Linked DNA regions of Homo sapiens: regions 1 and 3 are each linked to region 2. The links are chromatin contacts, found by Hi-C or POLR2A ChIA-PET in ENCODE. All regions are on one chromosome and are shown on one strand. Each heading gives the region's core, a stretch centred on a gene start or an enhancer-like site at or near the end of the contact. The rest is flanking DNA. Distances are from core to core; before and after follow the strand shown.

Region 1 (3,657 bases), core at 689-3,188, 90 kb after region 2:
TTGTTCATTTTTCTATTTTTCTCTGTCTCATGCAATACAACCTTATGGTTCTAATTTGTTATTTGTCAGTAAAGTTAATGATTTTACCATGATAGTTATATTCTTATTATTACTTTAACTGGTTTTCTTTATTAGCTTATTAGCTCACTGTTTTCTTCATTAGCTTAGGTTTTTTATATGTAATAGATATTAATCCTTTGTCTGTTATCTAGATTACACATTTTTCTCAGTTATCATTTCACCTTTATTGAAGTGAATAAAGTTTATTTAAGTAAACTTAAGTTTACTTAAGTTAACTTTGTTGAAGTAAATAAAGTTAACGTTTTAATTAGTCTTATCAGTCATTACTTTCTTTTATGATTTTTGGGCTTTATACCATACTTAAAAGGGCTTCTTCACTCACTATATTTGTATAAAAATATTTCTCTTCTATTTTAATATTTTCATGTGATTTTGTATTTTATATTGAGATATTTTATCCATCTGGAATTTATTCATAATGTGGGAATTTAATATTTCCTGAAGTTGGTTCATAAGTAATTTTATTTTTAGATAAATGCTTATGGTGTACTGGTTAAGGCACCAGGTTTTTCAGTTATAACAATCTTTACTTGAATCTCAGCTTTGCCTCTTTTATACAATGTGACTTTTGGCAAGTTGTTCTCTAACTAATTCTTTCAGCTATAAAATATGGATATTAAACTACATCTGGAAGAATTATGAAGCATAAATAGGAACATACAGGAAAGTGCTTAGCATGGAGTTGGGGTATGAAAAGAACTTAATAAATATCAGTTATTCTCATCATTTTTATTTGATTCTGTGATAAAGGTCAAGGCAATTGTTTTCTGTAATGTTAGCAACATCTTACTGCTTAATTCTTTTATGTCTGTTGGTTGGTTGATTTGTTGCTGAGTTAACTAGTTGCTTTGTTTGGTTTGGATGTAAGCAAAACAAAGGATCATCCACCAGACCCCTCTTTGAACTTTTCTGGTATATATCATAAAACCCATTATGTAATGGCTCCAATTTGCTGCAAAGAAATGAACTGCCAAAGTATGATGTTACTTGCTCATGATATATTTAGAGATTATAACTTCTAATTTATTTTGAATTTAGCAGTGAACCTAAGGTTAAGAGGTGGCAGCAACTAATTTCCTCTGCTTATTTTCTTAATTTTTATTGTAACGATTGCATTCTTAGTATAATTATCTGTAAAAAATTGTTGTCTCCTCCATGAGATTACCTATAATCACGTTAAGTGCAAGACTCCATACCTAACACAGTGCCTGGCTCATAGTAGATGCTCAATAAACATTCCATGAATAATAAATGGAATATCTATTGCACATCTAATGTATGCCCTGAAATTATTTAATTTTTAAAACAATCATGCAAGGTAAATGTTATTATTCTCATTTCACAGATGAAGCAGTTGAACTCAGAGTTAATGAAGCTGCCAAAGAGACTGAAATTACATGACCTAAACTCAGGCTGTAGTAACCTTGGTGCTGGTGGCTGAGGCAGGACTGGCCCTGGATAGAATGTAGTAAGTGTGGGTCTCAGCTTGGCACTTCTCAGAGGCAGCTTTCTATTCTCCTCCCTGGTAAGGCCAATCTTAGTGGTTACCTTTATGTAAAGTAGAACTATGTCCTGTGCCAAGCAAGATAAGCAGCTCTATGCATGTCCCTAAGAAGCTAAAATAGATGCTCATCATCCCAGTCTGCAAATTAAGCCAAAATTTCAGTGTCACTAGCAGTCAACTCTCCAAAGACAAATAGGTTGTAATCTAGTTTCAGAAAGGAAAAAGTGACTAGTTGTCTGAAAGAACTGACATCACCTGCAAGCTAAGTACCTTTTCCTGTATCTGTGGGCTTTCTGCTCACCCTGGCTGTCTTGCTGTGCTCACTTGTACCAGATGGACGGCGAAACAAGACTTGCCAGGAAACTGAAACTTGCAACCAAACGAGAGAGACCAATTGCCAGACAGCGTGTCTCAACACTGCTCCGTCAGCACACAACTTATGTAATCGCCTGTTTATGCAACAGAGTACATGAATTTTAATTGATAGCACTGTTAGGTTTGATTCAGTGTCATCTAGTAGAGAGTTCTTCACTGGAAATTCTACTTGTGGTTCTACCACTAAATTTGTGGTATTAGGGGGTGGGAGGAAAAGTCAGAACCAGCTCTGTTTGCAATAATGCAACTCAATGCTGTATTCAAGGAGAAGTGGAGTGAACAGAGGGATGCTTCTTCAAAGTTGAACACATTGGAAAAAATGAAGAATTTGTAGCAGGGTTAGAGGAAATACAATAAGATATCAAGAACCTTATAACGTCTAAGTAACCAAAGCTGAGACAAGAGTGTTAGAAAAAGGAAGCTGTGTCTTTAGAACTAACAGTAAGTATAAAGCTCTCCACAGAGGAAGCATCTGCGCGCTTAGGTCTCACTTTAAATATCAGATCCTCTAGGAAGCCTTCACTACTTCCCCTACACCCCAAAACTGACTTAAAGAGTCATTGTGTGTGTTCAAGTAGCACCTTCTCTTCCACCTGTTATAGCCTGCATTGCACAACATCCTAACCAATGGCTTACTTGTCTCTCTTTCCACAAGTGTCAAAAATTTACCAGGACAGTGCTGGGACCTCATTCACTGTCATGACCCTTGCACCAAGCTCAAATCCTGGTATGTAATGAGCACCTCGGAAGAATTTGTTGAATTAATGAATAAACAGTGTCCCATGTTACACAAAATAGTGATGATCCCACTGAAGACCATCAAAGCCAAAGATGAAGGGAACATAAAAGAAGATATAGAACAACAAGAAGGAAGAGGAGGAAGAGTTGAAGGGAAAAGAGTTGGAGCAAGGAGAGGAAGGTGAAAAGAAATGAAGAAAGAGGATGGTAAGGAAGAAGAGGAAGGGAAGAGGAGTTGAATGGAGAAGAGGAGGAAAGAGGAGAAGGAGGAGGAATGATGAGGAGGCTGAGAATAAGAGATGAATGAGGAGGAGGAGGAGGAGTAAAAACAGCTTCAAAGAAAAGAAGTAGGAATAAACTCTGCCTCACAGAATATCATGACAGACATAAGGCTTATCCTCCAAATGGAAAAAAATGCGAAGCAATAGAAGTACTTGGAGGATCCCAAGCACTTCCAGGTAATGGTATGCAAAGTCCTGCAGTGGGAATGGTAGCAGCTGTGTGGAGTCCTGATATGGCCACTAGGGATGTCTTACTGGAGTGAGTGTACGTACGCTACCTGAACCTTATCTCGCTGCTCTCTCCTGCTGAGTCAGGGAGCAGATAACCCTCTCAGAAGGGTCTGAGGGACAATGAAGTTTGAAGGAAAGAAGCTGAGTGAGCTAAAGAGACATAAAGGACCAACATGGCACCTGGTGACCTAGGTTTGAATCCTAGCTCCTTCAATTATCATGAAATGGCCTTTGGAAAATTATTGCATTTTCTGTAGCCTCAGTTTACCTACCTATAAATCTATCACAATAATAGCATTCTCTTCGCATTGTAATGAAGATTAAATTAAATGAGATAGCATATAATTACCATAAAGCATCTAGCCCAAAAGCTCCTGATATGTAGCAGTTGCTCAACAAATACTTGTTTCCTTTCTTCCTCCTGGTTGAAAAGAGGTTTTGTTGTCC
Region 2 (3,658 bases), core at 1,054-3,553:
GTGCAACCAATCTCCAGAACGCTTTTCATCTTGCAAAACTCAAACTTTGTATTCATTAAACAAGAAATCCTCTTGTCTCCTCCAAGCCCTTGGCAACCACCATTCTACTTTCTGTCTCTATGGATTTGAATATGCTAAGTATCTCATATACACAGAATCATATAATATTTGACTTTTTGTTACTGGCCTATTTCACTTAGCATAATGTCCTAAAGGTTTATCCATATCATAGGATGTGTCAGAATTCCCTTCCTTTTAAAGGTAATTTTATAAATAATATGCCATTGTATGTACCTGAGGAGATTTTTTGTTTTTATTATTATTTTTCATTTCAATAAGTTTTGGGGGAACAGGTGGTGTTTGGTTACATGAGTAAGTTCTTTAGTGGTGATTTCTGAGATTTTGGTGCACCCATCACGCAAGCAGTGTACACTGTACCCAGTGTATAGTCTTTTATCTCTCACCTGCCTCCAACCCTTTCCCCAAGTCCCCAAAGTCCAATATATTATTCTTATGCCTTTACGTCCTCATAGCTTTGTCACACTTATGAGTGAGAACATACGATGTTTGGTTTTCCATTCCTGAGTTACTTCACTTGGAGTAATGGTCTCCAATTCCATACAGGTTGCTGCAAGTGCTATTATTTCATTCCTTTTTATGGCTGGGTAGTATTCCATGGTGTATATATACCACATTTTTTTTATCCGCTTGTTGATTGGTGGGCATTTGGGCTGGTTCCATATTTTTGCAATTGCAAATTGTGCTGCTATAAATATGCATGTGCAGGTGTCTTTTTTGTATAATGACTACTTGTTCTCTGGGTAGATACCCAATAATGGGATTGCTGGATCAAATGGTAGATCTACTTTTAGGTCTTTAAGGAATCTCCACACTGTTTATCATAGTGGCTGTACTAGTTTACATTCCCATCAGCAGAGTAAAAGTGTTCCCTTTCCACCACGTCCACACCAACATCTATTATTTTTTTATTTTTTGATTATGGCCATTCTTGCAGGAGTAAGTTGATATCATATTGTGATTTTGATTTGCGTTTCCCTGATAATTAGTGATGTTGAACATTTTTTCGTATGTTTGTCAGTCATTTGTATATCTTCTTTTTAGAATTGTCTATTTATGTCCTTAGGCCACTTTTTGAAGAGATCATTTGTTTTTTATTGCTGATTTGCTTGAGTTCCTTGTAGATTCTGGATATTAGTCTTTTGTCAGGCACCCCATTGCAGTAGCCATGTTCTCTTTATTGGAAGTGAGTTACTAGGTCCTGCTGACACTCAGGAAAGTGAGATTACACAAGGACATGAATATTAGGAGGCAGGGATCAGGGGCCGTTTGTAGAGGTTGCCTACCACTGTACCCAAACATGGTAGCAATAACAGAGCTAGCATTTAATATGAGTTTACCACCTGCCAGGAAAAACACACTGTACATATTATTCTCACACAGTCCTGTGAGGGAGGTAAAGTTATTAGCCTCATTTAATGAATGAGGAAACTGAGGCAAATGAAGGTTAAATAATGAAAGTCCCACAGTTTGTGTGTAGCATCCTCAGGCTTCAAAATGTGATAATCTGACTCCAGATACCATGCGTTTAACCTCAATGCTAAATTTTCTCTGATTAAATAGCTCAACAAATGGTAGCTGTTGTCATTAAATGCAAGGGCAATTGATGTGGCAAAGAATATTAAAGGAGGGAGCAGTGGGGAAAGAAAATCCAGGAGATGGGTTCACCAGCTATCCTGGGTAGCTCTACTCAAGAAACTGAGAAAGGAGATGAAATTCCCTAGCCAGGAGAAAATGTGGCAATTTCTTTTGGGTTAAGTCCAAGAACCACCATTAAGTCTTGGAGACTAGGGTTATCAGGAGAGCATCTTTAAGGCTAAAAGGCAGGGGTCTGACTCAGAAAGAAAAGAGCCTTGCTAAAGACAGCATTGTAGTCTCAAGAGACAGGACGGCATCCTAGACATGGATACTTGGGAAAGAGCTTTAGAGCCTTAAACATCGGCAACCAAATTGTGATTTTTATTTTCTAACTCAGAGGCCTTTGGGGTAAAAGTTTTGGTCTGGGACTCCCAGATAAGGTTATTGTTTTTGGCAAGAGAGAAAAAGAAAAAAAATAGAGCATTTACTGAAATAACATGTACTCTTTCATCTGTTTCCTTATATTTGAAAATGTTGTTTCAAAAAAGATTCATGATTCAAAGGCTAAGATTGCATTACATCCCTGGAAAGGAAATAATGGCCATGCACGTGACACCTGGCAAACAGTTCCGCCACCCAGGGCCTTGGGAGCACTTATCATTCTAGCAAAAACTGGCTTTTAGGGAGTGAAACGACAGCCTCTCCTTTCTAAGCCAAACATGTGGTCAGAACATTTGGTTAGAGGGCAGGAAACAGCAAATAAAGGTAGTTTCATTTGGACTCTTGGTCACTAGTTACATCCAAAAAGAGATTCTTAATGGAAGTCACAGCTGGTGCTCAGGTAGTTAGTCAATGGTGCTAGCAAAATCATAACAGACAGTGGCATATGTTACTGGGTTTTTTGAGGAAAGAGAAAAAAAATCACTTCTTCACTACTGTCCAACTCAGGGCCAGAATACGGAGTGGAGAAGTGTGAATAGCATGTAACAAGCTCTTCTCATCTTGAGATATGGTTCACTTTAAGAATGCAATGTGAGTTTTTTTTTTCAATTGGAGAATGAATTATTTTAAGGATAACTACTTTGCATTTATAAGTATTGTTTAATTTAGGAAAAGATTCTATTAAGACTTCAGAGTTCCCATCCATCAAAATTTTGTTTGGAAGCATGCTTGAAATCACGGCCTTGCAAAATTTTGAAGCTCAAGGAGACACTGGAGGTCAGCACAGATCTGGGAATCTTAGGGATCGTTGTTTGGGGAATAGAGACCGGGAAGGAGATCACATTGCTACTAGCAAAATAAAACTTTCCTTAACTTGATTGTGACAGGTCGGAAATAAGGTTGGGACAAGAGGCAGGCTGGATGTATCCATGGAATTTGTTTCCTTCCCTAACTAATGGCTGTAGCTTGAAAGAAAGATGCATCAAAAAATTGTCTTTCTGAAGTTTTTGCTTTGTATTTACTAGATTTTCTTCATCCCAAAGCAGTTTAAAGGAATCTCTTTATTCCTGAAGAGAATCTGATATCCAAGTTCTAGTAAAGGGGTGAGATCTCAGATATGTTGAAAATTGTGGAATTCTGTTATTTTCTTTGATTACTATTATACCACTAGTTCACTCTTCACCACCTCAATCAGTATAAAACATCTAAATATAAACTATTTTAGGTCTTTAGGTCAGAATTCACTCTATGTCATCTTTGCATTCACCATTCTGCCCAAGATGCTCAGCATGTTGCTGTGAACATTGGGTAAATGGTAACACTTTCTAGTATGTCAGTAGTGAAGGCTCAGATCAGACACAATGCCTGCAGCCTAATAACAACAGTCTCTGCTTCTCACAATCTGAGCAAATTATACCCAAATACAAGGGTTGAAAGCATTGAAGGAAAGTTTTTTAAAGTCCTAGTTGATCCACAAGAACATGCATCCATTAATTAACTTTTAAAAAAGTTATTGAGCACCTGCATTTCAGGCACTCTCCTGGGTGCTGAGGCTTACGGT
Region 3 (3,682 bases), core at 450-2,949, 73 kb before region 2:
AATGTAAAATAATATTCGTAATATTTTAAGACAAACCTCCTAGAACTTATATGTGTCTTTCTTCCCAGAGCAGTCTCTATGGGTGCCTAAACAATACTGCATTATTAGATTTTTTTCAGTTTATAAGCCACACAAGAAAGTTAACCCATGTCATCTCTAGAGGCATAAAAATAGACAGTTGTTCTGAGAAACATATCTGTTTATTCCTAGTTCAGTAACAGCGCAATGAGATCCTAAATTATGAGGTACTTTTTGTTTATCTTATTGTCTCATTGGCAACCAGCAACTCCTGTTGCATTTTTGACATGGGAATCTATCAGGGTGTGGTTAATAAAGTACATTTCCATGGTAAGTATTCTTTAAGAAAAAATAAACCAAGATTTCATCAGAGACAGAAATTACTGCAAACTGTACTTACCAGTTTCTGGTGATTTGTATAACTGAGCTTTCAATTTCAAAAATTAAAAAGTTCTCTTTAGTGTAACATATTTTTGTGTCCAGTAATTTTACTTCAAAAATAAAAGAGAATTTTCTTTACCATCAAACAACGTTGCTGTAATGAGTGGTGATATATTTAGTCCTAGAGGACCAAAGAGAAATAAAATGGCTTTGATTATGCTGGTTTAAGAAAATATATCCGATGAAACAGAGGTTAATATTTGTGATGTTTGATTTAGTAAAATTATAAGACTACCAAAGAAAACTAGAAGAGCAAAATAACCAAAATTTATATAAAGAATTCAATGTTGATAATTCAAAGGTTTAGAATTTTTTCCACCTTTCAAATACTAAGTTGCTGTTATAGATTTACTACCATTATTACCCAGATTTTCTATTTTACTAAAAAATAATAACACAGTTCGTTATGATAAATCAGTATAGATCTTTAGGCTCAACACAACCCTGCTACCTTTTAAACTTTTTTATTATACAACAAACACATATGCATTATCAAGAAAAGATGAGTTTAGCAAAATGAAGAAAAATAGTCTTATCAACTAGAAATAAGCACCATTAAAATTTCTGTGTGTTAAAAGATAATATGCTGCTGAAACTTTTTTTTTCTTGAAATGTCCCTCTTTTCTTTCACTTTTCATTTTCTTAATCCCTAACCTTCTACTGTTGAATTTTCTGGACCACCGTTATACCCCCTCATCAATAGGGCATTTTTTTCTGCAGTAGCTGAGCACAATGGTCATATTGAAGAAATTCCCTTGTGGGGGCTTTGCCTAGAGGTAAAATCCTCTTGGCCGGGTGCGTTGGCTCATGCCTGTAATCCCAGCACTTTGGGAAGCTGAGGCGGGAGCATCTTCTGAGGTCAGGAGTTTGAGATTAGCCTGGCCAACGTGGTGAAATGCCGTCTCTACTAAAAATACAAAAAATTAGCCGTCATAGTGTGCATTCCTGTAATCCCACCTACTCGGGAGGCTGAGGCAGGAGAATTGCTTGAATGCCGGAGGCAGAGGTTGTAGTGAGCCAAGATCTAGATTGTGCCACTGTGCTCCAGCCTGGGTGACAGAGCAAGACTCCGTCTAAAACAAAACAAAACAAAACAACAACAACAAAAACAAAGTAAAACCCTCTTCACTGTGATGACTCTAAAGCTTGCTTTTGTCTCTCTAAATCACAACAAACCGTTTGCAGTGTGATGCTGTGCTCAAAATTGAGAATTCTCACTGACTGTTCCAGGCATCTGTCTACTCATTCTTGCCATGCTGAGGGCTGTCATTTCTCACCACTGAATGCCTTTTTTTTTTTTTTTGTGCTTCTTTTTAAAAGTCTTTTCCTGTTTGCTTTGAACTTCAATAAAAACAGGGGGTAAGAAGGTAATATGCTTTTATTTTGTCTGTGGGGTTTTTTTCTTCCTTCTTTTGGTTCCTTTTCAGATCCTAGCTCATCAAGGCCATTTGCCACACTGACACTGGAATAAGCCTGAATGGGGGTCTATATTTCTTCCAGTAGTTAGTTTAATTCGGTCATTGAGCTGTTGCTCTATTTGTAACCGTCATGCTAGATCCGAGGGCTGACTATTCCTGAGAAAGTGTGGAGATCCTTTCAGACTGCCATGGTGCTAGGGCAGAGTTTCAGTCATTATCTTCTGTGTCTGCTAATTCTTGCATCATTTCTTCTACTCTGTAACCTGGTTGGCTATGAAAAGTGATTCTTCCTCACTGATGCTGCAGGCAATGGGTGAATATCCAATTGTTCTCTCAGGTTCTTGTCATCGGATACAAAGAACAAATTTCATGTGTCCCTGTTTCTGAGAGGTTCAAAGGGAGCAAATGCACAGATTCTAGCTTAGGATGACTTCCAGCTTCTAACTATTTGTCTGTGCATTCCATTTCCTCACCCCTGCGAGAGGTTGCAGTCATGGTAACGGCTGTTCTGAGAAATTCAGTGCCCAAACTGGAGGGAGGGGAACACAAACTCAGCTTCTTCCCAAGCTTCAGGGCAGGGCTGGCAAGTTTTGCCTTCCCCGCCAGCAAGAGCCCTGGCTTTAGGGGTCTTGCTACAGTTTTCCCAGACTGGAGGTCTTGGGGCTGGATTCTGGTTCTTAGCGAATTCTTGCCAAACACCTCCCCTTTCCCCAGTATCCATTTGTTTTGAAGGTTCTTTGCAGGCTTCTTGCCAATAATTGTCTTAAAACAAATGGAGTTGTTTGCATACCTAGATGGAGTAAAATATTTAGGAAACTATTCTACAAATATGAAACAGCCCAGATTTGGGCCAGAAGTCCTGGTCCTGAGTCTCTTGTTAGCCACTCTTAACTGTGAATTATTGGACAAATCATTTCTCGCACTCTGTGTAATCTGTCACCTGGGTACTTGATGATTTAAACCAGGAATTGTGGCCCTTCTCATAATACTGTCTCCTAAATATTGGGTGAATTTAGTATATCAAGGAGGGCAGGGCACTATACCCGTAGGGGACTCTCTCTCTCCCTCTGTCTCTTTGCCTTTCTCAGATATGCATCTTTGGTGGCAGACCTGGGGTTCAAACCACAGTTGTTTTGAAATTTCTCTTTCCTTCTCCACTATGCTCCCCCTCACTGAAACTTTAATAATAAAAGTAGCACACTTATTGGGCATGTATTTGTTATGTGCCAGGTTCTGTGCTAACAGCTTTAAGTGCATTATTCCACGTATTTTCACAACAAGCCTGTGAGGAAGAGGTTATTTCCACTTATAGATAAAGAAACTGAGACTTGGAGAATGTAAGTGATTTTACCCACAAACACAGGGCAGTAAGTGGGAGGCCCTGTTCACCTTAGAACACCTGGCTTCTATCATTCATGGTGCTGTTTCTAGTGTGGTTTGAAGAACCTGAGATCCAAACTGCTATACAAGTGACCTGCTGCTTTCTTGGAGAGAGAAATCTGAAAGACAGTGGAGCCCTCACATTGTCTTTGCCTGTGCACAGCAGATACTGCCAATTTTGGGTGGGTTACACTTGTTTACCACGTTGCTTACTTCAGAAATCAATAAAATTCTCTTCATGCTTTTATTTTACAGGTTCTTACGTCTGTTGCTAGATTATCGTCCAAAAGTGTTAATGCCCAAGTGACTGACATCAACTCCAAGGGATTGGAATTGAGGAAGACTGTTACTACAGTTGAGACTCAGAACTTGGAAGGCCTGCATCATGATGGCCAATTCTGCCATAAGCCCTGTCCTCCAGGTAT

The links. Hi-C counts contacts between places; a loop is a spot of excess contacts on that map. ChIA-PET counts read pairs that join two places held with the same protein, here RNA polymerase II (POLR2A). Pooled maps may share reads with other maps.
Region 1: a loop to region 2 is called in a pooled map, with 4 times the contacts of the local background. The contact joins two enhancer-like sites. A Hi-C loop is called at or near these places in 2 of 168 maps with a recorded cell type or tissue (mammary epithelial cell and naive thymus-derived CD4-positive, alpha-beta T cell), 23 of 37 single-sample maps with no recorded cell type and 14 of 50 pooled maps. POLR2A ChIA-PET finds 5 or more read pairs at or near these places in 5 of 52 experiments (MCF 10A, RWPE1, activated T-cell and 1 more).
Region 3: a pooled map shows a loop between it and region 2 (2.8-fold over the local background). The contact joins two enhancer-like sites. A Hi-C loop is called at or near these places in 3 of 168 maps with a recorded cell type or tissue (CD4-positive, alpha-beta T cell, CD8-positive, alpha-beta T cell and naive thymus-derived CD4-positive, alpha-beta T cell) and 14 of 50 pooled maps. POLR2A ChIA-PET finds 5 or more read pairs at or near these places in 10 of 52 experiments (A673, CD4-positive, alpha-beta T cell, K562 and 6 more).

The regions. Positions count from the first base shown.
Region 1 is chr10:89,161,878-89,165,534 of GRCh38, forward strand. No RefSeq gene overlaps it. Among named protein-coding and RNA genes, the nearest start is that of CH25H, 44 kb to the right of the region's middle. RefSeq lists an enhancer at 1,702-1,751. Within about 2 kb of position 1,939, at least 9 of the 41 ENCODE cell types and tissues checked have a DNase peak (open chromatin) inside an H3K27ac peak, as active enhancers do.
Region 2 is chr10:89,071,973-89,075,630 of GRCh38, forward strand. No RefSeq gene overlaps it. Among named protein-coding and RNA genes, the nearest start is that of MIR4679-2, 10 kb to the left of the region's middle. Within about 2 kb of position 2,304, at least 10 of the 41 ENCODE cell types and tissues checked have a DNase peak (open chromatin) inside an H3K27ac peak, as active enhancers do.
Region 3 is chr10:88,999,517-89,003,198 of GRCh38, forward strand. It overlaps FAS (Fas cell surface death receptor), which reads left to right. Exons shown (of 9, transcript NM_000043.6): 2 at 3,513-3,678. Among named protein-coding and RNA genes, the nearest start is that of FAS-AS1, 8.4 kb to the left of the region's middle. Within about 2 kb of position 1,700, at least 4 of the 41 ENCODE cell types and tissues checked have a DNase peak (open chromatin) inside an H3K27ac peak, as active enhancers do.